Regions from separate parts of the Mus musculus genome. Here regions 2 and 3 are each linked to region 1. The links are chromatin loops, found by intact Hi-C in ENCODE. Cell type or tissue: gastrocnemius. All regions are shown on one strand.

Region 1 (8,000 bases):
AGTTTGCAAGTCCAATGGGCCTCTCTTTGCAGTGATGGCTGACTAGGCCATCTTTTGATACATATGCAGCTAGAGACAAGAGCTCCGGGGTACTGCTTAGTTCATAATGTTGTTCCACCTATAGGGTTGCAGTTCCCTTTAGTTCCTTGGGTGCTTTCTCTAGTTCCTCCATTGGGGGCCCTGTGGTCCATTTATAGAAGACATTAGTTCAGTTCCCAGCACTCACTTTGGGTCTGTAATTCAGCCCCAGGGAATTTGATGCCCCTTTCTGGCCTTTAAGGGCACCTGCATTCAATGTGCACATAACCACACAGAGATACATACATCTACACAGAATCAAAAATAGAACAAACCTTTCAAGAAGCAGCTAAAAGAATGGAGAGATGGCTCAGTGGTTAAGAACACTTGTTCTTTCAGAGGACCTGGGTTCCTTTCCCAGAACCCACCTGTCAGCTCACATCCATCCATAACTCCAGTTCCAGATCTGACCTATATAGGTATCAGACAAGCATATAGTATACATACAGAAATGCAGACCAAAAAAAATAAAAAAAAAACCAAAAACATGCACATAAAGTAGTATAAATAAATCTTTAAAACAAACAAAAAAACAAACAAACAAAACAAACAGTTTCAAAAACACTCCTGGGCCAGATGTCTTTAGTCCTACTACTCAGGCAGATGCAGGAGGAGCTCTATGAGTTTGAGGCCAGCCTGGTGCACATGATGAGTTCCAGGTCAGCTAGGACTACAGAGGACTCTATCTTAAAACAAATCAAGCAGCAACAACAAAAATTTAAAAATAACTAAAATGAAATGAAACATGAAACACAGCTGCTTTTGCCGGTTGGAAACAGAGGCTCACGCAGCTCCTTCGCCTTCTGTTTGCTATGTGCATGGTGATGGACTCAGGACCGTCTGCCTCCACCTCTGAACACTGCGACTATGGGCATTCCAGTCCTTAATCACGGTGACATGTTTCAAGTCAGTAGCCTTATGTGGTTGCTGCCTACCACATCAAACCTGGATGCACAGCTCCCTCTTCCATCCCTGCAGAGCTCCACTGCACAGCATCTGCTCTATCCTGGATAACTGCATTCTTTACCTCCATTCAATACAAGTCTAATCGCTCTCAGGAATTCTGCTGGTCATTGTTTTGGCACTGCTGGAACTGGAGCCAAACACTCTGATTCCAAAATTCTTCGGAAATCAGGTTGCACAGGAGCTTTCAACGATAGATGAAGCCCGTTGGTTTTAGCCCATTTCTAAGTCTGGGTCTCCTGGAAAGAGTAGGATAAAGCCTGGCTCTTCACATACTGTAAGTCCCCGAGGTCTGTGAGGGTGACTCCTCTCCCAAGCTTCCAGCTGTCGGGATTCAGACACTGAATGTCTGATTCATGGTCTTGTAAACACACCTCCTGAAGTTTGGGTATTAGCTTTGGGTCTGATATATTGAAGACCAGGAGAACTACTGTTTTTTTTTCTCCATTTTCTATTAATGTTTTCATTCTGACCTATTACTGAAAACTTTTAGCACAGGAAAATAAGCACCCGTACAATGAGTTTCTTCTATGCGCACACCAAACAATCTTTACCATGGTCAGCCTCATTTCAATCTCCGCTGGGATCAACCTGGAGTAAATTCCAGACATTATGTTAGCTCATTTGTAAAGATTTTTCTGTATCTCTTTTAAAAATAAAGATATGTTGGTGTGGTGGTGCACACCTTTAATCCCAGCACTTGGGAGGCAAAGGCAGTCAGGTCTCTGGATTTCTGGTCTATATAGTGAGTTCCAGGATGGTCAAAGCTATGTATAGAGATCCTGGGTTTTGTGTTTTGTTTTGTTCTAAGCTGGTTCACAGCATCTTCTGTAAGGCTAGCTGTGAGTTTTCAGTGCCAGGCTCCATTACAAGACCAACATCCATGGGGGCTTCACGATGCTGCTGTAGTTTCTCTTCTGGATTGTCTCCATCTTTGGCCCTTATGGGCATGTTTGGCTTAGCCTCATCAATTAGAAGTTCCAGCCTTGTGCACCTCATTAATAATATCTCATTTCAAGTCCCAGAGAAGGGGAGGCCCTGGGCAGGTGTCTTGATATCCATTTCTTGAACCAAGGCAGTAGCAACCCTGCTTTATGCGCTGAGCTGTCAAGTGAAGCAGTTGGCCTCTGTTTAGGAAAACTGAGCCAGAATGGCTGTGCTTATAGAGAGTGGCCATCTGAGGCGGGGAGACGGTTTTCTCTCGGCTCATTCACAAATATTGACTGAGCTCTCAGCTCATGGCAGGTCCGATTCAACCAACCGATAAGTAAACATCTGTCCACGTGAAGCGCACATTCCAGCAGGGAGAGAGACACAGTAAATATACAGGGGGGTTGTTTTGGTTTGTTTTTGGTTTGGTTTTGAGGCAGGGTCTTCCAGAGTATCCATGGCTGGCCTATATAGGCCAAGCTGACCTCAACTCAATGAGATCCACCTGCCTCTTCCTTCCAAGTGCCACCCATGCCCATAGTGTCATTTAGATGTACTGAAAGGAAGGTTCAAGGATCAGGAAAAGCAAAAATCAAACACACAATACCCCCTTCATTTCTGCCCGAGGAGGGAGATCCTAAACACAAGGCGGGAAGCGGGCCTGCTGAGATAAGAAAGAACATTTCTAGATCGACTTCTCACTACAGCTCAATGGTCTATTGTGCTGCCCACACAGAACACACCGACTAACTCAGCAACCACAGCTCAGCACAGAACAACACAGATGTGAGTCTTGGGTGGTGCTAGTACCAGTGCCCAACTCCACAGGGAGCTGCTGGGGTTGGGGCTATTCACTTTCATGATATTTATCAAAGTTTCAACCTTTTAACAAAGTTCATTATCTGCTTCCCAAGCCACAGCAGGTTATAAGCAGGAGGTTCAGAGAGGACCGGAGGGCAAGCCCTTCCTTCAGCTGACACTGTCATCCAGTGAGCCAACCTCCTCCACACCGCAAGCTCAGGTCACCCAGACATCCTTACACTTGTGTTTACTGTCCCACGGTGTATGGGAAGAATGTGGGCATGTCTTAGTGATTTTGATAAAAAACAAAAACCAAAAAAGCCCAATTCCACCTTTGTAATTCAGCACTGTAGATTATGATTAATTTAAGGACAGGTGTTTTGAATTTACCCATCCCCCAAGCCCCTTCCTGAAGCCTAAGATAATGCTACTTGTGTAATAATGCTGGATAATTGGATTTTGAGTAAATAAATAAAAATATAATTGTGGACTAATTAACCTTCTCTAATCCTCCGTGGTCTTGTGCGTGGAAGTAACTTCATCACCTAGGGGACTTTTTCAGAATATTAAGTAACGTGATGTAGATGGTACAATGGGTTACATATCATTTCAACGATGGGTATTTTGATACAAGGAGCTGAACCGCTGGGCAGTGGTGGTGCACACCTTTAATCCCAGCACTTCGGAGGCAGAGACAGGCCGATTTCTGAGTTCAAGGCCAGCCTGGTTTACATAGGGAGCCCTGTCTCGAAAAACCAAAATAATAATAATAATAATAATAATAATAATAATTTCTTGGGCTGGAGAGATAGCTCAAAGGTTAAGAGCACTGGCTGCTCTTCCAGAGGTCCCAAGTTCAATTCCCAGCAACCACATGGTGGCTTACAACCATCTGTCATGGAATCCGATGCCCTTGAGGACAGTGACAGAGTACTCATATAAAACAAATAGATAAATCTAAATTTAAAGAAAAACTTATTCTCTGGAAAAAAAAAAAAAAGGAGCTGAACCAACAAATGTCTTTCCCACAGATGTCCTTTCAAAGGTCAAGGGAACCATTAGGTCCTTGTGTTCATGACTTGAGTCACCACTAGGTGGCAATATTTTCTTTACACAGATAAGCCCTTTTCTTTCTCTATCCCAGTGGTCTCCAAACTGGGGACTCACCACTGTGAAGACAAGGTTTCCAAGAGTCTCAATTACAGAACGCTTTGGGGAAGTCACCTGTGTGTCCTCTTTCCTCATATAACCAAAGGGTGATGTGCCCCTTTTCCATCCCAGATTATCATCATCATCAGTCCTCTTTTAAAGACAGGATCTCACTGTGGCTGCCCTGGCATTCTCTCAATAGACCAGGCTAGCCTCAAACTCAGAGATCTGGCAGCCTCTGCCTGCTGAGTGCTGGGATTAAGGACAGGTACCACCAACCTCATTGTTCAGGCAATAACATCTTCAGAGGTATCAAACACAAGCGTAAAAGCATCTGAGTGACTCCGAGGGGGTCCTGTGCAGCATCGAGAGCTCTGCGCACAGAGACACGTCTCCAGGCCTTATATTTAGCATTTTTCACAACGGAGTTTCTCCACATTAGGCTTCCTTCAGATTGGTGCTTTTCTTGATACTTCCTGTTGTTTTTTTCAGTCTTTATCACTGTGAGCCAAATGACGTCGTTGCTGAAGCTAATCCCCCCCAACAAATTTTTACTATTTACATTTACTATTATGTCTTTGATGTACTTGTGTGATGGAGGGTGCATGTGGATGGGTCACAGGTAGCTTGCAGGAGTCAGTTCTCTCCTTCCACCATGTTGGGTCCAGAGACCAAACTCGGGTACTCTGGCTTAGTGGCAGGTGTCTGCACAGCAAGCCATCACTTTGCAATTCCTTCCTTTATTTTTCACTTTATGTGTGTATGAGGGAGCACTGAGTATGTATGTTTGTGCACCATATGCGTGCAGTGCCCACAGAGGCCAAAGGGAAATAGTGCTTCCAGGAACCACCCCACTAGCCAGTGCTCTAACTGCTGAGCCATCTCTCCAGCCCAAGTTTTACACACATACACTCTCTCCATACACTGTCTCCTTCTTCTCTCTTTCCATACATATATTAATATGTGTATGAGAACATAATTTAAAAAAAAACTATATCTTTACACACATATACATTCAGCCCTCCCCCACATATGCATAACCTTAAATAAAATTTCAAAATATATATGTTGCTGGGTGGTACACACCCTTAATCCCAGTACTCTGGAGCCATATGCAGGTGGATCTATGCTATATGGAAAACAGGACAGCAGGGCTACAAAGAGACTGTGTCTCAAAATAAATAGATTATATATATATATATATATATATATATATATATATATGTAAACTTTTTTAACCCCCAAAATTTAAGAAAGAGAGAGATGATGGCTCAGTAAGTAAAGGCTGGAGATCTGTGACCAGGGAGACAACCAACTTCCAAATGTTATCCTCTGACCTTCACAAAAGTAGTGCTGTGGCAGCCAATAGTTGTAGTAGTAGTAGTAGTAGTAGTAGTAGTAATCTATTAAAAGTTAAATACCAATTTTAAAAATCACTTGACCTTCAGTGTTGTTTGTTAAAAGCAGATGATGACAATCCTGTGTGAAAGATTCCCTCCCCACCCTAGAGAACAACAGCACCCCCACCCTGAAGGAGAGAGTTCTGAACACACACAAGCCTTGGTAAGCTGCCCTGGCCTTCCACCTACCCAGCCCCAGCACCTAACCACAATTTTACAGCTCATTTGTCTTTGGTCCATTCAGTAATTATGTGACCTACAATAAGTGTTTCTTTCAGTCTTCAGGGCTTTTGAGGGGTTGCTGTTTGTTTGTTTTGGGCTTCCATGTCACATAAAATTTGTATTATACTTTTCTCCTGTTAATCTGTGTCATCTCCATTTAATCTTAGACCCAGCAAGGACACTAGAAAGGGCAGAAATGGAATTTTCCACCTTGAAGTCTCTGGCAACAAAGATGGGATCCCGAAGGGCTGAGACACCCCTTGTTCCCTGAACTTTTCCTGAGAGTGGTGGAGAATCATCGGCTCACCTCAGACAGGGCAGCACCAGCAGACCAAAGGGATGATTCCATTCAATTCTAGCTTACTGAGCCCATTTGTTTACCTCACTGTAGTGGGAGTGTCTCCAGCCTTCAGTTACATCACTGAAACCACACCCTGGCATGGACTGCAACATCCCCACAGCTGCCTGGATGGGGTCCCCCTCAGCTAACTTTCCACTCTCTTGTACTCTATCAGCTTCCTAAGTCACATGCTGCTAGGGCAGATCCACAGACATCTGTGAAAGAGACAGAGAGGAGATGACTGGACTCTCAGGTAAACATCTGATGACCGCACCCCTCCTGTGTGGGAACAGATCTGATGTGGGATCTCGGGGCTAATCTCAGCTTCTCTAAGACAGCAATGCTGCTATGCTGGGAGAACAGCCATCCACAATACCTTATTTACTCCACATTTTCAGATGGGCTCCTGGGAAACCGCACAAAACCCAGAAGAGATGGGACAGGACATGGCGGCTCATACCTGTAATCCCAATATTTGGAAGCTTGAGGCAGGAGGATTACTACAAGTTTGGCCACAGCAAAGACTGCAGTGAGAGTCCTGCATCTACAGAGTGAGACTCCACTCATAACAAAACCAAAAAGTCTAACATGGTAGGAATTCTCACAACTATTAGCATTCCCAGATCTCTGTGTGCTTCCCTCCCCATTAAGAAGGTGAGGCGTCATGATGAGTTTCAGCTGCCAACCTGACCCGCTGGGAAGAGGGAACCTCAGTAGAGGAACTGCCTCCATGAGACTGGCCTGTGGACAAGTCTGGGGGCATTTTCTTTGTTGTTAATTAATGTAGGAGGCCATGACATTGTCATTGCTGGGCCAGTGGCCTGGGTCATATAAGAAGAATAGCTGATGAAGAGCCTGAAAGCCAGCCAGTAAGCAGCATTTTTCTGGTTTCTGCTTCAGTCTCCTCTTTGAACTCCTACCTTGATTTCCCTCAGCGATGAATCTCTGTTGCCCATCAGCCAAAGAAACCCTTTCCTTACCTAAGTTGCTTCTGGTCACTTGTATTTTATACAAGGTTTTCTTATCTATTGCTTTCTAATTCTGGATTGTCAGGAGAGATCTGTGTTAGAACTTCCTTGGCCATGTGGCTCTCGGGAGCTTTGTCAGGGTATGAGGACACGGCTCAGGAAATGGTTCCTATCTTTTGTTTCTGCCGTTTGTGTGGCTCCTCAGAAAAAGGAAATAAGAATAAAGTTTTCTTTTTCTTTCTTGGTTTTTTGAGACAGGGTTTTTTCTGTGTAGCCCTGGCTGTCCTGGAACTCACTCTGTAGACCAGGCTAACTTCAAACTCAGAAATCTTCCTGCCTCTGCCGTCCAAATGCTGGGATTAAAGGAGAGCGCACCACTGTCCAGCAAGAATAAAGTTTTCATTTCACCTTGTTTGGGGTCTTTAAAGATGGCGCTGTGGCTGTAAGAACACCTTCTTTGAGCTTTTCAGCTGGCCAGCAGCCAACACAGCTGAGCCTGTCCTTTCTCGGGGAGTTTATCTTCACTGTCCCACTTTCTCTGACCTATTGAAACCATGGGCTTTGCATTCTTGGACTACCTTTGATGATTGCATGTATTCTCCCTACTTTTAGGGACATTTCTTATGTCCAAGACTAAACCATCCAAGTCTTATCAGTGATGAGCCATTAAAAGACTCACTGGGTTTTAGTCACCACTGAGGTTAGCTTTGCCCTTGAAGACTAAGTGCAAGTGCATTTCAAGTTCAGCTCAAAAATACTTTTGATAGCCAGTGGCATACGCCTTTAACCCCAGCACTTGGGAGGCAGAGGCAGGAGGATTTCTGAGTTTGAGGCCGGCCTGGTCTACAGAGTGAGTTCCAGGACAGCCAGGGCTGCCTTGTCTCGAAAAAACAAAACAAAACAAAAAACTTTTGACAAATACAAAAGTTATATTTAGTCTGGTGTGGTCGTTTGAATGAAAGTGGCCTCAGAGGCTCATATATTTGGATACTTGACCTGCTGTTGCTAGAAATGTTTGTTAAGGATTAGAAGGTGTGGCCTTTTGAGGAGGTGTATCACTAGGGATGGACTTTAAGGTTTCTTTTCTTTTTTTTTTTTTTTGGTTTTTCAAGACAGGGTTTCTCTGTGTAGCCCTGGCTATCCTGGAAC
Region 2 (8,000 bases), 62 kb after region 1:
CCCCAAACTGCTTCTTGGTCATGATGTTTGTGCAGGAATAAAAACCCTGACTAAGACAGAAGGGAAGGAAGAAAGAAAAAGAAAGAGAGAGAGAGAGAAAGGAAGAAATAAAGGAAAGAAGGAAGGAAGGAAGGAAGGAAGGAAGGGAGAGATGGGAGGGAGGGAGGGAGGGAGGGAGGAAAGAAGAAGCAGCTAGAGAGATGGATGGTTGAGCCAGTAAGAGTTCATGCTGACTTTGAAAAGGACTGGAGTTCAATCCCCAGCACCCACATCCAGCTTCAGGGGAATCTAATGTTCTTTTCTGATCGCTTCGGGCACCAGCATACGGCACAGAGTTACACACACGGCACAGTTACACACACACACACATAGAAATAAACATAAATCTTTTTTTTAAAAAGCAGATACATCACCTAAGTCCACCCCAAAATAGTTGAGGATATAGCAGCCTCAGGCCTGGAGCTCCTTGCAGGCCTTGATGGTAGCTCTCTGGTCCCAGAGCTTGGCTCTCTGCTGTTCTACTGGTCAGTGCCTACTCCCTAAATAGTTGTTTATTCCATGTATAGTTAGTGAAGAGCCTTGGAGAATTTTGCCAGTTTCTACCTTCCTAGCCTTCCTCTTCTTCCTGAAGGGAGAAATCTGTTGTACTGTATCACAACCTTTGTAGGCTTTGATTTTTTCCAAACCTACTTTAATAAGGGTTCTTAAACGCTTCAACCTCCCTTTTAGCCCACCACCCAGCAAAGGTCATGGGGAAAGATAGGAAACAGAGTTGTGGACCTCTTATAGAAACAGTTCTTTGGGGGTGATTCCAATCTTTGTTGTCTGAAGTCCTTTAGCAAAGCACAGACACAAATCATCAGCAGATGCACTCCAATCCACTCGGCAATCACCACGCATGAACTGCAGTTCCAGCCAGAAGAAACCGTGAGGCTCAGTAAAGCGGCCTGTGTGGCAGAAGAACAAGAAGTCACCAGAACATCAGAAGTTCTTTGGTGAGTTACTCTCTATGAAGTCATGCCAAGGGAAGACCAGCAGAGTGATGCCAGGTGAACCAATACAACAGCATCATCAGTGACAACTAGCAAGGTGAGCCAATGTCAGAGCCCCTCCCACCGTCTGTGGGGTCACATCCCATGTCCACTTCAGCAAAACATGTCTTACATGTGCCTGCTGCAATATTCTAAACTTCCTTTCACCTGTCTGCCCCAGGAAACATCATATGACACAATTGAATTTCCAAAGAAACCAGAAATTTCCACTTCAAACCTTTATTTATTTATTTATTTATTTATTTTGTTTTTTTCGAGACAGGGTTTCTCTGTGTAGCCCTGGCTGTCCTGGAACTCACTCTGTAGACCAGGTTGGCCTCAAACTCAGAAATCCTCCTGCCTCTGCCTGGGATTAAAGGTGTGCGAGACCACTGCCCGGCCCTTCTTTTATTTTTTTAGATGATTTATTTATTTATCTATGTGCGTATGAGTTTGTGTAAGTGTATGTGCACATGTGTATACAGGTACAGACACCTGAAGGCATCAGGTATCTTGTCTATCATTCTCAGCTTATTCCTTTTTTAATTATTATGGAATATTTTTTCTTTATGTGTATCTGTTTACTGTGTCTGTGCCTGATTACTGCAAAAGCCAGAGGGAGGCATCAGAATCCCGAGACCTAGAGTTACAGATGTTTGTGAACCACCTTGTAGGTGTTGCGATTCAAACCTAAGTCCTTTGGGAAAACGGCCCAGTGCTCTTAACCACACGGCCATCTCTCCTGCCTCTTGGCAGAGTTTCTGCCTGAACCTATAGCTCGTATTCTCTGGGCTAGGCTGGAAGCCAGCCACCCTCAGAGATCTTCCAGTACCAGCTCCACTCACACCTGGGTACGTACTGAACACACAGCTTTTTATGTGGCTGTTGGAATCAGAACTCCAGTCCTCCTGGTTGTGAAACAAGCACTCCTAACTGCTGAGTCAACACTCTACCCTCAATTCCCAACTTAATTCTTTTTTTTTTTTTTTCTTTAACCTTCATTTCGAAGTTTATGTTGTAGCACTTTGTTTCAATATAATGTAACTTACTGATCAGGACTGTTTATAAATGTAACACTTGGCCTATGTGTAAGTGTGTATGTATACACATATGTGTGTATGTATACACACATATGTGTGCTCATGGAGGCCAGAAACCATGAGTCGCCTGATGTGAACACAGGGAACAAAATTCTAGTCCTCTGAGACAGGATCTCACCAAGTAACTCTGGCTGGCCTGCAACTTGCTATGTAGACCAGACTGACCTTAGACATGTCATAGAGATCCACCTGTGTCAGACTCCCATATACTGGGTTAAAGGTATCTGTCACCACCCAGTCTATCCCCCCCCCTTTAAATTAAAAAAAAAACAAAACAAACAAACAAACAAAACAAACAAACAATCAGTATGTTAAGTGAAAAACCATGTTGTCTTACTACATGCTCAGAAAACTGTCTACTTCTACATGAAGAGACTTTTCTGTATGGATTTGATTCGCTTCCCAGTGAAAGCTCCCTCCCGAGACACTTCTTTGGGATCAGTCCTGATGCTCTCCTTATATAAGTAATAATACAATTTTACCTCTTAATTGTGTGTATTGACTTTGAGTCTACTGTGGTGTGGGGGAGGGACTGTGAGCTGTTGGGCTACAATTATGCACTGATCAAAATCCTTAGAATGGAGCAGAGTGGGCAGTGTCACATGACACCAGTGTTCCTTGCCTTCAGGAAGCTGCCACGGGGTGTGGTGGGGGGTGGGGTGGGGGTAGGGGGTGAGGGGATGAGGGCTGGAGGCAGTGTCCAAATTTCATATGTACATCTGATATGCTGGGTTTGATTTTAAATTTTTAAGTAACCAATTACTATGACTAGTTGCTTTATTCTACAGAGTGTGCCAACGACTCAGACAGAAGTGTGTTGTAGTTGGCTTGGTGGTACACACCTGTAAACCCAGTACTTCTGCAGGTGAAGGCAGAAGGCTCTCCAGTTCCAGGCCAGTCTCAGCTACAGGGTAAGACTCTGTCTCAAAACAAACAAGCCCCAATAAGTAGATCCCTTCGCTCCGCTTGAATGCCAGTGTTTATTCTTAGACGGAACAGTCCTTGGGAACTACAGAAATGCTCTTTTTGGAGAAAAGGAAGTTTAAAAACGGGTGCAACACTGTGAGTTGTGAACTAACGGGCTGAGCAGGGAAAACCCAGGCCCCGAGCAGAGGGGGAAGGCTGAGGTGGCCAGGCAGCGGAGGCAGGGGCGGGAGTGGACAAAGAAAGGAAACCCAGAACAATAGCGCCCCTCCACCTCTGCTCCCGGGAGGCGTGGCTGCCTCAAGGGTGGGATTGGCTCAAAACTGCATGGGGGATTAGAAGTTACCTCGCAGAGGCTTTTAAATATTTTCTGTGAATTCTAAATGTGGCTGAGGGAAGAGAAGCGTCTCCAGGACCAGGCGCTTCTTCAGGCCCCACTTTCTAACTTCACTGCCGCGAGATGGGGTCGCTGACGACAACACCATCTCAATTAGTCTCTTTCTTTGTTTTTATTTAGTTTTTTTTTTTTCTCTTTTCTTTTCTTTTCTTTTCTTTTCTTTTCTTTTACTTAGAATCTCACATAGCCCGGGCTGGGCTGAAACCTGCTGTACCCGAGGACGACCCTGAGTTTCCTGATTTCTTGACTTCTTCCCAAGCACTGAGATTCCAGACAGTGTGCCACCACACTCCCGTGTTTGCTTGACCATTTCTTTCTTTCTTTCTTTTTTTTTTTTTTAAAGATTTATTTTGTTAATATATGTAAGTACACTGTAGCTGTCCTCAGACACTCCAGAAGAGGGAGTCAGATCCTGTTGCGGATGGTTGTGAGCCACCATGTGGTTGCTGGGATTTGAACTCTGGACCTTCGGAAGAGCAGTCGGGTGCTCTTACCCACTGAGCCATCTCACCAGCCCTCTTTTTTTTTTTTTTAAGATTTATTTATTATTATATCTAAGTACACTGTAGCTGTCTTCAGATACACCAGAAGAGGGCGGCGGATTTCATTACAGATGGTTGTGAGCCACCATGTGGTTGCTGGGATTTGAACTCAGGACCTTCAGAAGAGCAGTCAGTGCTCTTAACCACTGAGCCATCTCACCAGCCCAGCTTGACAATTTCTATAGGGATCAAATTTAACAGTGATGTCATAAAATCTTTTCATAGAGAAAGCTGCTCTTAGACCTGCACTCTGGGGCTGGAGAGATGGCTCAGTGGTTAAGAGCACAGACTGCTCTTCCAGATGTCTTGAATTCAATTCCCAGCATCCACATACATGGTGGCTCACAACCATCTGTATTGGGATCTGAAGCCCTCTTCTGGTGTGTCTGAAGATAGCTACAGGATACTCATACATATAAAATAGATAAATAAATAAATTAAAAACAAAAACAAAAAACCTGCACTCTGCACTCCCAGTACTTGGCAGGCAGAAGGCTGAAGGTTTCTGCAGCATTCAGGCTGGCCAGAGCTGCAGAGCAAGATCCTGTCTAGTCTCAAACCTTCTTTCTATACAGTTAAGGATGACCTTGAACTTCTCATCTACCTGTTTCCCCCAAGTGCCAGGGCTGGTCACCAGCTAAAAATTTGCTGTTGCTCGGTTCAGTATACATGCCTGGCATTTGGGAGGCTTAAGCAGTAAGTCCCCGGCCAGCCTGATCTACAAAGCCGGGGAAGGCTCCATAATGAGATTCCATCCCAAAACCAAAGCAATTACAATACAGGACTGGAGAGACAACTCCATTAAAGTGCTATTCATGAACACAGGAGGATTAGTTTGGATCTCAGAACACATACAAACACCAGTAATTCCAGCACTGAAGGCAGAAATAGGGAACACCCCCCACAAAGCTGGTTAGTGAGCTCTGGGTTCACTTGAGAGACCCTGACTCAATGAATGAGGTGGACAGCTACTGAAGACACCCCTGACACCTACCCTGGGCCTCCACAGGCTTACACATCCATGTGCACACACTGAGGGAGATACAAATGCACATGAGTGTTTGCACCACACACGTACACAGGAAAACAAAAGAGTACTCTGTGTTGTTTGGATTGTTGTTTATCTCCATCTGAAAAGCGCTAGTGTGTTTTACCTTGCCTAAGTCAGAGTCGGGATTTCTCTAACGTGGGCACCTCATCTGGGGCTGCTGTTCTGCCAATGACCATATATGATCTCTCACCTGATTTTATCATGACGTTCTCATTGCAAAGGGGAGGTGTGAACCGACAGTTCTGGTCCCAAGCACTCAGAAGCTATTATTTAATCTCCTTTAGTTAATGCATGACTGTCGATACGTCATATGCTCAGGAGAAAGTAGCAAATTGGATCAACTGTATAGATCACTCTGGAAATAAAGAAATTAATTAAAATAAATTGGGTCACACTTAGTTATATTTCGGGCTGAATTCTTTGTTTATTCTAGTTTGTTTTCCTGGAGCCATTAGAGCAGGATCCTCCTGATGGATGGAGGGAATTCATTTGCACTGAGCTCCATTTGACCTAGGGGAGCCCTTTCCGAGTCTTTACCCATCCCACCATCGTTTTGCTCTATGTACACTATCAAAGCAAACTAGCCTTTTCACCTCAGGCCCTACCAGTGTTCACACAACAGTGTCTATGGTCATTGAGTAACCAGCACTTCTCAAAGTTTCAAGTGCCCATGAGTCTCCTGGGGATCACTTACCATACAGAATGCATGCTAGAGACATGCTCAGCAGTAAAGAGCACACACTACTCCTGCAGAGGACCTGAGTTAGGATCCCATCACCCACATCAATTGGGTCACATCTCCAGTTCCATGGGAATCCTATGGCCTCTGAAGGCATCTGCACTCATACACACATACCTACACACAGATACACACACACATCTTAAACATAATAATAAATAGGTAAATCATAGTAGAATACAGAATTTCTCCCTCCATCCTCTCTCTGTCTTTCCTTCTTTGTCTCTTCCTGAGATGTGATCTCTTGATGCAGTACTAGCTGACATGAAATTGCAATACTGCTCTTGCTTCCCAAGTATAGGGACTATAGACACATGTCACCAAAGCCTGGATAAGCATCTTAAATTTCTGTCTTTTGGGGGAGGAGAGTGTGATGGTGGGGCAAGACAGTTTCCCTATGTCACCCAGGCTGGCTTCAAACCAGACTGGCTTCAAACTCAAGAGATCCACTTGCTTCTGCATCCTGAATGCTGGGATTAAAGGCCTGAGCCACCAAGCCTGGCTAAAAATGTTCATTTTAACAAGTGCTCAATTGCTGCTTCTTTGTGCTCTATATCTAAATTAACAAGGGGATAAGCTGTTACATCTGTCACTAGGGTTTCTAACACCCTTTGGAAATGGATGTTATTTGTAATGAAAAACAACTAATTCTTTAATTAATAAACAAATACCCCTTTCATATTTCATTTGTGAACTACAACTGGAATGAAGGTCATACAACAAATGTGCAGGACACGAATATACAGGTTTGCTGGTGGCACTGGGAGACAGAAATAAACTTCTCTTTAGCGCATGGTTCTTCTGCTACAGCCACACCCACTGCAGCCAAGTGTGGAGGCACATACCTCTGAGCCCAGTACTTGGAAAGTAGAAGCAGGCAGATCTCCGTGTTCAAGGCCAATCTGATCTACAGAATGAATTCCAGGACAACCAGAGCTATAAAGAGAAACCCTGTCTTTAATTAAAAAAAAATTTTTTTTAAGTTGTTCTTTTTATGTTTTATCAAAACACTGTGACTAAAAGGAACTTGGGGAGAAAGGGGTTTTTCATCTGTTACTTGAGGGCATCAGAGCAGGAACTCAGGGCAAGAATCTAAAGCAGAAACTAGGGAGGAACATTGTTTACTGGCTAATGGCTCACCTGCCTGGGGGAGGTGTGGTGGCTACTAATGGTTGTCAGCTTGACTACATCTGGAAGGTGTGGAGGGCACACCTGTGATCCAGATCATTTTTTTAAAGATTTATTCACTTATTATGAGCACACTGTCACTGTCTTCATACACTCCAGAAGAGGTCATCAGATCCCATCACAGATGGTTGTGAGCCACCATGTGGTTGCTGGGAATTGGACTCAGGACCTCCGGAAGAGCAGTCAGTGCTCTTAACCACTGAGCCATCTCTCCAGCCCTGTGATCCAGATCTTGAGACTGAAAGACACAAGTTTCTGACCTGGATCTTGACATGGAAATCTTGAGGTATAGTAGCTAAGAAAAGCTTAGGCCCAGGCAAGGTAGTATGCGCCTTTAATCTCAGGAGACTGAGGCAAGGAGATCTCTGAGTTTAAGGTCAGCCTGTGACAAAGCAAGTCCCAGATCCAGGTATGGTGGTACAAACCTTCTGCTGGAGGCCAAAATTGGAAGAAGTAAGATTCACTCTTCTTTGACTGCCTGTACTTACTTGCCAGCACATTTGTTGGAACCTACTTCTACAGAAGATCAACTTAAACAACTAGCCTCATTGGACGGAGCAACTGCTAGATTCTTGGACTTCCCATTTACAGCTGCCCATTGTTGGGTCAGTTGTTCTACAGACTGTAAGTCATCACAATAAATGTCCTTACTATAAAGAGACATCCCATGAGTCCCGTAACTCCAGAGAACCCTGACTGATAAAGAAGGTGTCATCCACACTTGCCTAGGCCTTCCCACAGCAACCATCAGTTAAGACAGTGTCTCACAGACAAGGCCACAGGCCAATCTGCACCAGGCAATTCTGAAGCTGAGCGTCCCTCGTCCCAGATGACCTGAGGTTGTGTCAAGTTGACAATAAAAACTAATTAGCACAGAAGTATATTTATTTTTCTTTAAATAAATAAATAAATAGGGGCCTGGATTTCAATTCATCCTTAATATCAGATATTTAAATATTTATACATACATTTATATATACATCACCTATATACATAATATATATATTCACATATTGTACTGGCTGATT
Region 3 (8,000 bases), 160 kb before region 1:
CAGCTCCAGTGAATTTGCTTTAATTTTTAAATATCCATATGAAAGACCAGAGATTCATTTCATATATAACTCATACTGTGTTGAGGACTTGAGTACACAAACAGTGGCTATTTTTAAAAATTGTTTTAATTAGGTCTAAAATGTCGATATAAACCTTATTGATCGGGGCTAACAAGATGGCTCAGCAGGTAAGAGCACTGACTGCCCTTCCAAAGGTCCTGAGTTCAAATCCCAGCAACCACATGGTGGCTCACAACCACCGGTAATGAGATCTGACGCCCTCTTCTGGTGCGTCTGAAGTCAGCTACAGTGTACTTATGTATAATAATAAATAAATCTTGAAAAAAACCTTATTAATCCAGGTATGGTGGCACATGTCTTTATCCCATCCTTCAGGAGGTAGAAATAGGCAGTTGTAAATTTGAAGACAGGCTGGGCTACATAGGGAGCTCCAGGCCAGGCAGAGGTTTATTATATACTGGCCTCTTTGCACTCCTAGGCACATGAGATTCTGTCTCAAAAAACAAAACAAGCAAGCAAACGAACAAAAAAACCTAAAAATCTACGTATGTGTATGTGGAGGGGGAGTGGGTGTCTCTAAAAACACCTTAGCCAGCAAAGCATCAATCGCTTGAGGCAAGAAGGAAACCCCACTGACTACACCTCGGGAACTGGTGTTGGTTTAAACTTCAGGAGTCTGACACAGGGCAGTTTACTTCAGACATATTTAACCAGAGCACAATTTTGGAAAAGAGTTTTCTGATAATAATTAAGTCACTCCTCTGTGTACAGTGAAACTTAAGATATGCTTACATTGAAAGTCTTTTCAAAGTACATGTGACCTCTTCCATAAAGATAGGTTCTGCTGACAGAGAAACAGCACTCATGAAAAGGGTCTAGGGAGAATGACTAAGATAAACATAAAAGTCTGGGCGAGCCAGATGTGCCCTGGCCATACAGACAGCGCAGAGGTCACCAAGGCTACTAGCCACCCCAGCCTTCTGAACAGAAAACATGGTATATCTCTTTCTTTGAAGAAACAAACCTTTGTGTTTAACACTCCTGGTTTCCCTGGTGCTTATCTGTGAGCACAAGAACCTCTTTGCCCCCAACACAATTGATTGGGAGGTAGAGTTTTATACCCCAAACTTCAAAATGCTAGCTGTGTCTGACTAAGCCAGCTCAGTCAGTCAATGGGGCCTCCAGGGAGGGAGTGAAGGTCGAAAAGGAAAGGACAACTAGACAACATTATAACATGACTTCAGCCAGTGCTGAGGCTGCAGCAGGTTGGTTTTTTCCAGTCTGCTTTGATAGCATTCTAAGTACATACACAGAGTATGGTCAGTCCTAAGGCATAAACAATGTGGTCAAGGAACAAACACAAAGCATAAACAAAAGTCCCACGATTACTGGTTTCCGGATTTTAACAAGACCCATCACCATACAAAGAACACACTCCTCAGCTGTATTCATCCTGAGCCTACTTCCTTGTCCTAGCCCAATGTCAAAGTCCTGCCAAGTTCCTAGATGGTGGGCCCCAAAAGCTCTCCACACGTGTGTTGTATAAACCTTACACAGGTGCTTGTACCGTTACATGGAATTTAAGTTAACAAGGGTGTGTAATAGCCCAAACTCCAGGGGAAAGCGGTTGCTGTTGTTAGCATGATGTTTCTAAATGTGAATAAAGATGGGCGAAGGTTACAAAAGGAAACATTCTTCCTTCAGTTTACACAGTCACTGCAAGCCAGAGATCTGTTCTGTGTATCAAAACCAAGCTAAAAATCTGTGATTAGGAGGCTGGAAACATTGTTCATTGGTTAAGAGCACTTGTTGCTCTTGCAGAGGACACAGGTTCCGTTCTAGCACCCACATGATGGCTCACAAACCATGTGCAATTCCAATTTCAGGGAACCTAATGCCATCTTTTAACTTCTTTGGGCACCAAGCACAAACGTGATACACATACATGCATCCAGGCAAACACCCACTTAAATACATAAGTCTTAAAATGTGTGTAAAATTGGGTTAAATTTAGGCTCCAATAACTCACAAATGGGTTTTTCACCTTCATAAATGTTCCCTGCACGGCAGAATGTGTTATATTCTTGACCTCTGTTTTTTGTTTGTTTGTTTGTTTGTTTGTTTTTTCTTTCTTTCTTTCTTTTCCCGAGACAGGGTTTCTCTGTATAGCCCTGGCTGTCTTGGAACTCACTCTGTAGACCAGGCTGGCCTCAAACTCAGAAATTCGCCTACCTCTGCCTCCCAAGTGCTAGAATTAAAGGCGTGCGCCGCCACTGCCCAGCTTGACCTCTGTTTAACCTTGGCTATTCCTACCCCTGTATTAAGGGGGACAACTAAACTGATCCTTTCAAGAAAGTACCAACCTAAAGAAAACCATTGGTCTAGACTATTTTAATTAGTGTTTACCTATGTATGGTTTGCTTGTATTTAAAAGAAAAATTTTGAGGTATACCTTTCCAAAGAAGTGATTTTCTAAAAGGCATCTTCAAAAATGTTTTGTGGATCCAAGAAAAACAACGTTAAAGACAAACTATACTTTTGTGTTAAATGTGCCTACAGAGTGCAAAGAGGCAAGGAGTGGTGGGGCACCCAGGAGGCAGATACAAGGCCAACCTGTTCTCCATAGTAGTTCCAAGAAAGCCAGAGCTATATAGAGAACCCCTGTCTTAAACAAAACAAACAAGCAAACAAACAAACAAAAAAACGAGGTTGCAAAGAATGGATGGAAGGGAGAAGGTGGCAGGTGGAACAAAATGCCACCACTAAGTAGATAACTTGTAAATTTCCTACCTGGAAGGCCGTGACCAAATTATTTCTTGTTGTCATGCAACACATAAAAAAGCTATTTTGTAGTTTTTAATTTCTTAAATTTTTGTTACAGCCACTGGATGTAGGTGCTGGAAATTGAACCCAGGTGCTCTCCAGCCAGGCCCCATTTCTTAGCTTTAGAGGGAGTACTCACTGAGACATATTTTTGCTGATAGAATTTTGGCACCTGCTCTTTCTTAATTGCTTTAAATTCACTTGTACCACTGGACAGAGAACCTTGCCAGCCCGGCCTACCTCAATTCCAAATCACTAGGTTGATCAATAAAAGAAATTCATTCTTCTGCCACCAGGGGTTGCTATTGCCATAGCTGCAACTGCAGGTTGGCTCCAGTTGCAGTTTAGAATGCTTTTCAAACAAAAGGCTCAAAATACAGTTATCTTTTATTAAATTTCAAATCACAGGTTTTATAGCTAACAAACCTGGGCAAACACTAAGAGAATATTCTAATGCAGCAACAAGGAAAAGACCCAGAAGATCAGCCCCAAGGGAAACCGACATCTAACAAGCAGTTCTCCTTCCTTCCACACAGGTTTCCCACTAATCACGGCCAAATAGCCAGCAAATGGTTCCAGGCAGGAAGTAATAGTTTTTATAAACATTAAAATGTAAACTGGGCCATGTGGTGGTGGCACACACCCAGCAATTTCTTTTTTTTTTTTTTTTTTTTTTTTTAGTGTTTTGCCTACATGTATACATGTGTACCGTATATCGACAGTGCCTATGGATGTCAGAAGAAGGTGTTGGATTCTTTGGAGCTGGGTTACAGATGGCTGTGATCCATCTATGTGGGTGCTGGGAACCAAACTTGGGTCCTTTGTAAGAGCAACAAGTGTTCTAAACTGTGTTCTAAAGTGTTCTCCTTTCCAGCCCCCAGTTTGATTGTTTTTAACCCTTGAGTGTGGGAGGAGCAGGGGTATAAAAGGCATGCGCCACTAACTGCCCAGCTTTGGATAGAATTTTCCAACAAAGAGAGATAAATAGAATATATAAATTTAAGTCTTACATGACATAGAAGGCTTCAGGAGGAAATGAACCAAAAAAAAAAAAAAAAAGTTTGAGCCAGAAATCATATGTTGATGAGAAAAATACTAGCCAGGCGTGGTGGCACACGCCTTTAATCCCAGCACTCGGGAGGCAGAGGCAGGCAGATTTCTGAGTTTGAGGCCAGCCTGGTCTACAAAGTGAGTTCCAGGACAGCCAAGGCCTATACAGAGAAACCTGTCTTGAAGAGAGAGAGAGAGAGAGAGAGAGAGAGAGAGAGATACTAAAGTGTCTTATGACAAAGGGGCTTGAGCTAACTACCCCACCCCCTTTGGTAAGACCATAGATGGTTTAAGGTCGTGTTTTGCCGCGAAAGCAGTTCAGCTTACCTTACAAGAAACAAAAGCAGGTGTTGAATCGTGAAAGCCCCCAGCCAGTTATTTTTAGCATGCCTCTTAATTTTTCTGTCCCCTGATTTCTTCTCTTCTGTGCCTAAGTCTGAATGGGTAACCACTTCAGGGAATGTCAGCAACAGAGGGGCCATGGAGGAAATGTCAACAAAGACAAGAAAGCAAACTATACAGACAGTCCACCCAAGCTGTTCAGCCATGGAACCATAGATAAATCCAACTATTACAGAAAAAAAAAAAAGAATTCCCTGCGACGTCAGTGCATGAGGTTCTGCCCTGGGTGGGCAGTGAATTCAGCTCCCCAGCACGACAGACAGCAGAGATTGGCTTGCACCTCTTTCATCCCTTTCCCCGGGGAGAAGCATGTCTTCCTGCAGGCACAGTGAAGGTCTCTTTCAGATCGCTGTTTTGTCTCCTGCTTTTAAGAGCAGGAGAAGTCAGAGTACTTGCGTTAGTTATTTCTCTGTTGCTGTGATAAAACTCCATGACCATGCCGGGTGGTGGTCTCACCAGCCTTTAGTCCAAACTTTTTGGGAGGCAGAGGCAGGAGGATCACTGGGAGTTTGAGGTCTACAGAGAGTTAGTTTCAGGACAGTCAAAGCTACACAGTGAAACCTTATAACAAAAACAAACAAACAAACAAAAAACACACCACAACCACAAGGAAGGCAATTTATAGAGGGAAGAGTTTTGAGGGGTTTTATGGTTCTAGGACTTCATGATCACTGGGAAGCACAGCAGGGAAGCTTCACAACAGGTAGGCATGGAGAAGGGAGAGCTCACATCTCATATTGTGAAGAGGAAGCAGAGCACAAACTGGCTGGTAGCTTTTGAAACAAACTCAGCCTCCAGTGATATACTTACTCCAGCAAGGCTACACCTCCTAAGCTTCTCCAATCAGAGCTACCCACTGGGGACCAAGTATTTGAATGTCTAAAACTAGGGGAGACATCTCAAATCACCACAGTACCAGTACCTGTTCTCTTCATATAAGTCAGCTGTCTCAACAACCATAGAATATTTGTGTGCTTCGAGGGAGGGGTAAACTGGTCTTTGAAAAAGACGTGTCCCCCAAGGGGAGGCTTGAAAAGTTCATCTTAGTCTTAATAGAGTGAATGAATGTAAATGCTTCTCATAATTACAGGACTAAGTCCATGAAACAATTGTTCGTTAACCTACCGCAGGCATCTGGCACCTTATGGCTCTCAATTATTAACTGTGAACTACCACTGAATGAGTATTACCTATATAAACTCTGGTGGTCAATGATCATGATTATAGAAACCTTGGAAGTTTACCTAAGGACAGAGTCCTGGCTCTGTACTGGCTTCCACTGCCTTACTGGTTGACCTTGGGCTTTAGCTTCATCATCCTTTAAGTCTAGACGATGACACCTATTTCATGGGATTATGAGGATTAGTGTGGGGGTGGGGTGGGGGGGGTAAAGAGTGTAAAGATTTCACACTTTGCTCAGCAGATAACTATTAATCAGTTATTAGAATGTTTATGTTCCCTAAGAGTCAGTGGTTATGTTTATGGAAGAGGTCTTAACTAGAAGGCAGACTGGATTTGATAGGCAGTCACCGCCCCACAACTATTACGATTCTGTGCCGTCTAACTAGTGTATTTAAATCCCTAGGCAGTCAAAATATATACAAAAGGGAGGAAACTATTCATGGCACATCTCTCCTCCAACACCTTTACAAAGTGAATAAACTAGGAATAGAATTTGGAATTTAGACATGGATGTCCGTAAAAGGCCGGTTGCACCACACCCACTCCGGAACAAAGCCAGAGCTGTCACAGCTTCCTCAACAGCACTAGCAGAAGCTAAAGGCTCGGGTCCATCTAGAACGGCCACAGCCACGCCTATAAAACCTCCCGCTCCATCTCAGGCACAGGGAGGGGTGGACAGTCCGTAGCCACATCTCCGCGCGCAAGCTGCGCAGCCGGCGTGCGGCAGACAGCCCCTGACGTCACACCCGCGCCGGCTCTCCAGCAGGCCCCTTGCTCGGCTTCCGCCTTCTCTCCCGGCGTCGCTTTCTGGAAGGTTCGTGGAGGAGGCGGTCAGGGAGACCGTTACTCCACAGCAAGCCGGAATCCGTGTCCATCCGTCCTCCTGAACCCGCGCAGACGCCACCAAGGTCGCCATGCCGGAGAACGTAGCTTCCCGAAGCGGGGCGCCCACCGCCGGGCCCGGCAGCCGCGGGAAAAGCGCCTACCAGGACCGCGACAAGCCAGCCCAGATCCGCTTCAGCAATATTTCCGCGGCCAAAGGTATCACCCGGTCGCCGGCCCGCCTCCGGCGGAACGGCCCAGCCTCGCTGTGACCTTGGCCCTGGGTGGGTTGTGTTCCTTCAAGGTGGTCTCGTTTGCAGCTTTCTGCTAAGCACTCGGAGCGTGGAGGCCTCGGACACGCCCCATTGTGGGACGCCGAGCTCCTTAGTTCGTCTCCTGCAGGCATGGGCGGTGTTGGTCACATTGGCGCAGACAGCCGTTTAAAATACTGAAAGCAATGATCCTTGAGATCTGACTCTTAAGAACTAAAGCTTGGCTGTTTATCAAACCTAGTGGTAGACGACACAGTATTTTGAGCTTTCAAATAAAATTCATTTTACTTTTTCAACATTTTCAAAAAAAGTTCATTTAACTTATGAACGTTCTTTGGCTCCGTAGTACTAATCGGATAGTCACTATAAATTCCCTTAAACTGGCAGGTGGGCGACATAGGGTTGTAAAAGCACGTGGTGAAAACCAGACAGGCCGAGTTTTATTCTCAGTATGTGCTATTTGACGCGTCTGACGTCTAAAGCAACAAAGCCTTAAGAGATACTGCCAGGGTTTATTTGGGTTGGAGACAAAGATGCATGATTTGGGAAGTGGACGGGGTGTTGTTTTATCTTCTGAAGGTCCTAGGATCCAAGAAACTCTTGACTTCGCAGTGCAGCTGTAAGTTGGGTGAGGTGACAGTTGATTTGCAGGGTTGCTGGGAGGATTAAATGTGAAAGTGTATGAAGTAAACCTGACAAGTACTGCAGTCACCAGTCCAGGTGACTGGAATGTGTTGGTGCTGTGAGGTGTGTGCGCAGGATGGGCCTTAAGGAGTTGGAGACGCCAAGCTGACCAGGTGCTCCATGTGAGAGTCTTTTGGAAGTTTGGAGTGAATACCTGACACCTGGAAGTTTATTGAGTTCATTAATTACGTTTGTGGTAGTGGAGTCATTGGGATGTTGAAAGATGAATTCTAGAGTCAGATGAGTGACCAAGAGAGTGTACACTCTATTAAGAAATGAGTTTACTTCAGGCAACCATCTTAGCTAGGGTTTCTATTATTGTGAAAACACAGGTTATGTGGATTTAGTTATTAATTTATGTATATGGGTGTTTTGTCTGTATGTATATTTGTACACCAGAAGGCATTGGATCCCATAGAACTGTGTTTATATGTGGTTGTGGGTGCTGGGAGTTGATCTCAGGGCCTCTGGAAGAGCAGCCATCTTTTATCCATCTGCTGAGCCATCCCTTCAGCCCCTCAACCTGCTTTCTTATGAACCCAGGACCACTAGCCCGGGGATGGACCCACCCACAAAGGATTGAGCCCTTCCCCCTCAATCTCTAGTCAAGAACATTCCCTATAGACTTGCCTACAACTCCGTTTTAACTGACTTTTTCTTAATTTGAGGAGTTACCGCCTCTGAGATCACTTTGGCTTGGGTCAAGTTCACATAAACTGTCCAGAACAGTTACTTTTCAAAGGA

Evidence for each region. A loop is a pair of places that touch in the nucleus more often than their neighbours do. Peaks named below come from ENCODE experiments on the same cell type or tissue, not always from the same donor. Only the 100,000 strongest peaks of a DNase experiment are listed, where the experiment ranks them.
Region 2: a loop joins it to region 1, with 1.8 times the contacts of the local background. A loop is called at or near these places in 3 of 42 quality-filtered maps.
Region 3: a loop joins it to region 1, with 4 times the contacts of the local background. A loop is called at or near these places in 6 of 42 quality-filtered maps.

The regions. Positions count from the first base shown.
Region 1 is chr11:23,146,102-23,154,101 of GRCm38, forward strand. It overlaps 1700061J23Rik (RIKEN cDNA 1700061J23 gene), which reads left to right and starts at 6,039. Exons shown (of 3, transcript NR_131065.1): 1 at 6,039-6,136. In gastrocnemius, a CTCF peak has its summit at 3,851 (motif pointing right); no DNase peak of the experiment used is centred here.
Region 2 is chr11:23,208,063-23,216,062 of GRCm38, forward strand. No RefSeq gene overlaps it. Among named protein-coding and RNA genes, the nearest start is that of Xpo1, 44 kb to the right of the region's middle. In gastrocnemius, no CTCF peak of the experiment used is centred here; a DNase peak (open chromatin) is centred at 3,294; H3K4me3 peaks cover 797 bases; H3K27ac peaks cover 1,352 bases.
Region 3 is chr11:22,984,362-22,992,361 of GRCm38, forward strand. Cct4 (chaperonin containing Tcp1, subunit 4 (delta)) reads left to right here and starts at 6,232. Exons shown (of 14, transcript NM_009837.1): 1 at 6,232-6,519. The coding sequence starts at 6,393. It also overlaps a transcript of Commd1 not described here. In gastrocnemius, CTCF peaks have their summits at 343 and 3,144 (motif pointing right); DNase peaks (open chromatin) are centred at 3,105 and 6,209; H3K4me3 peaks cover 2,571 bases; H3K27ac peaks cover 2,605 bases.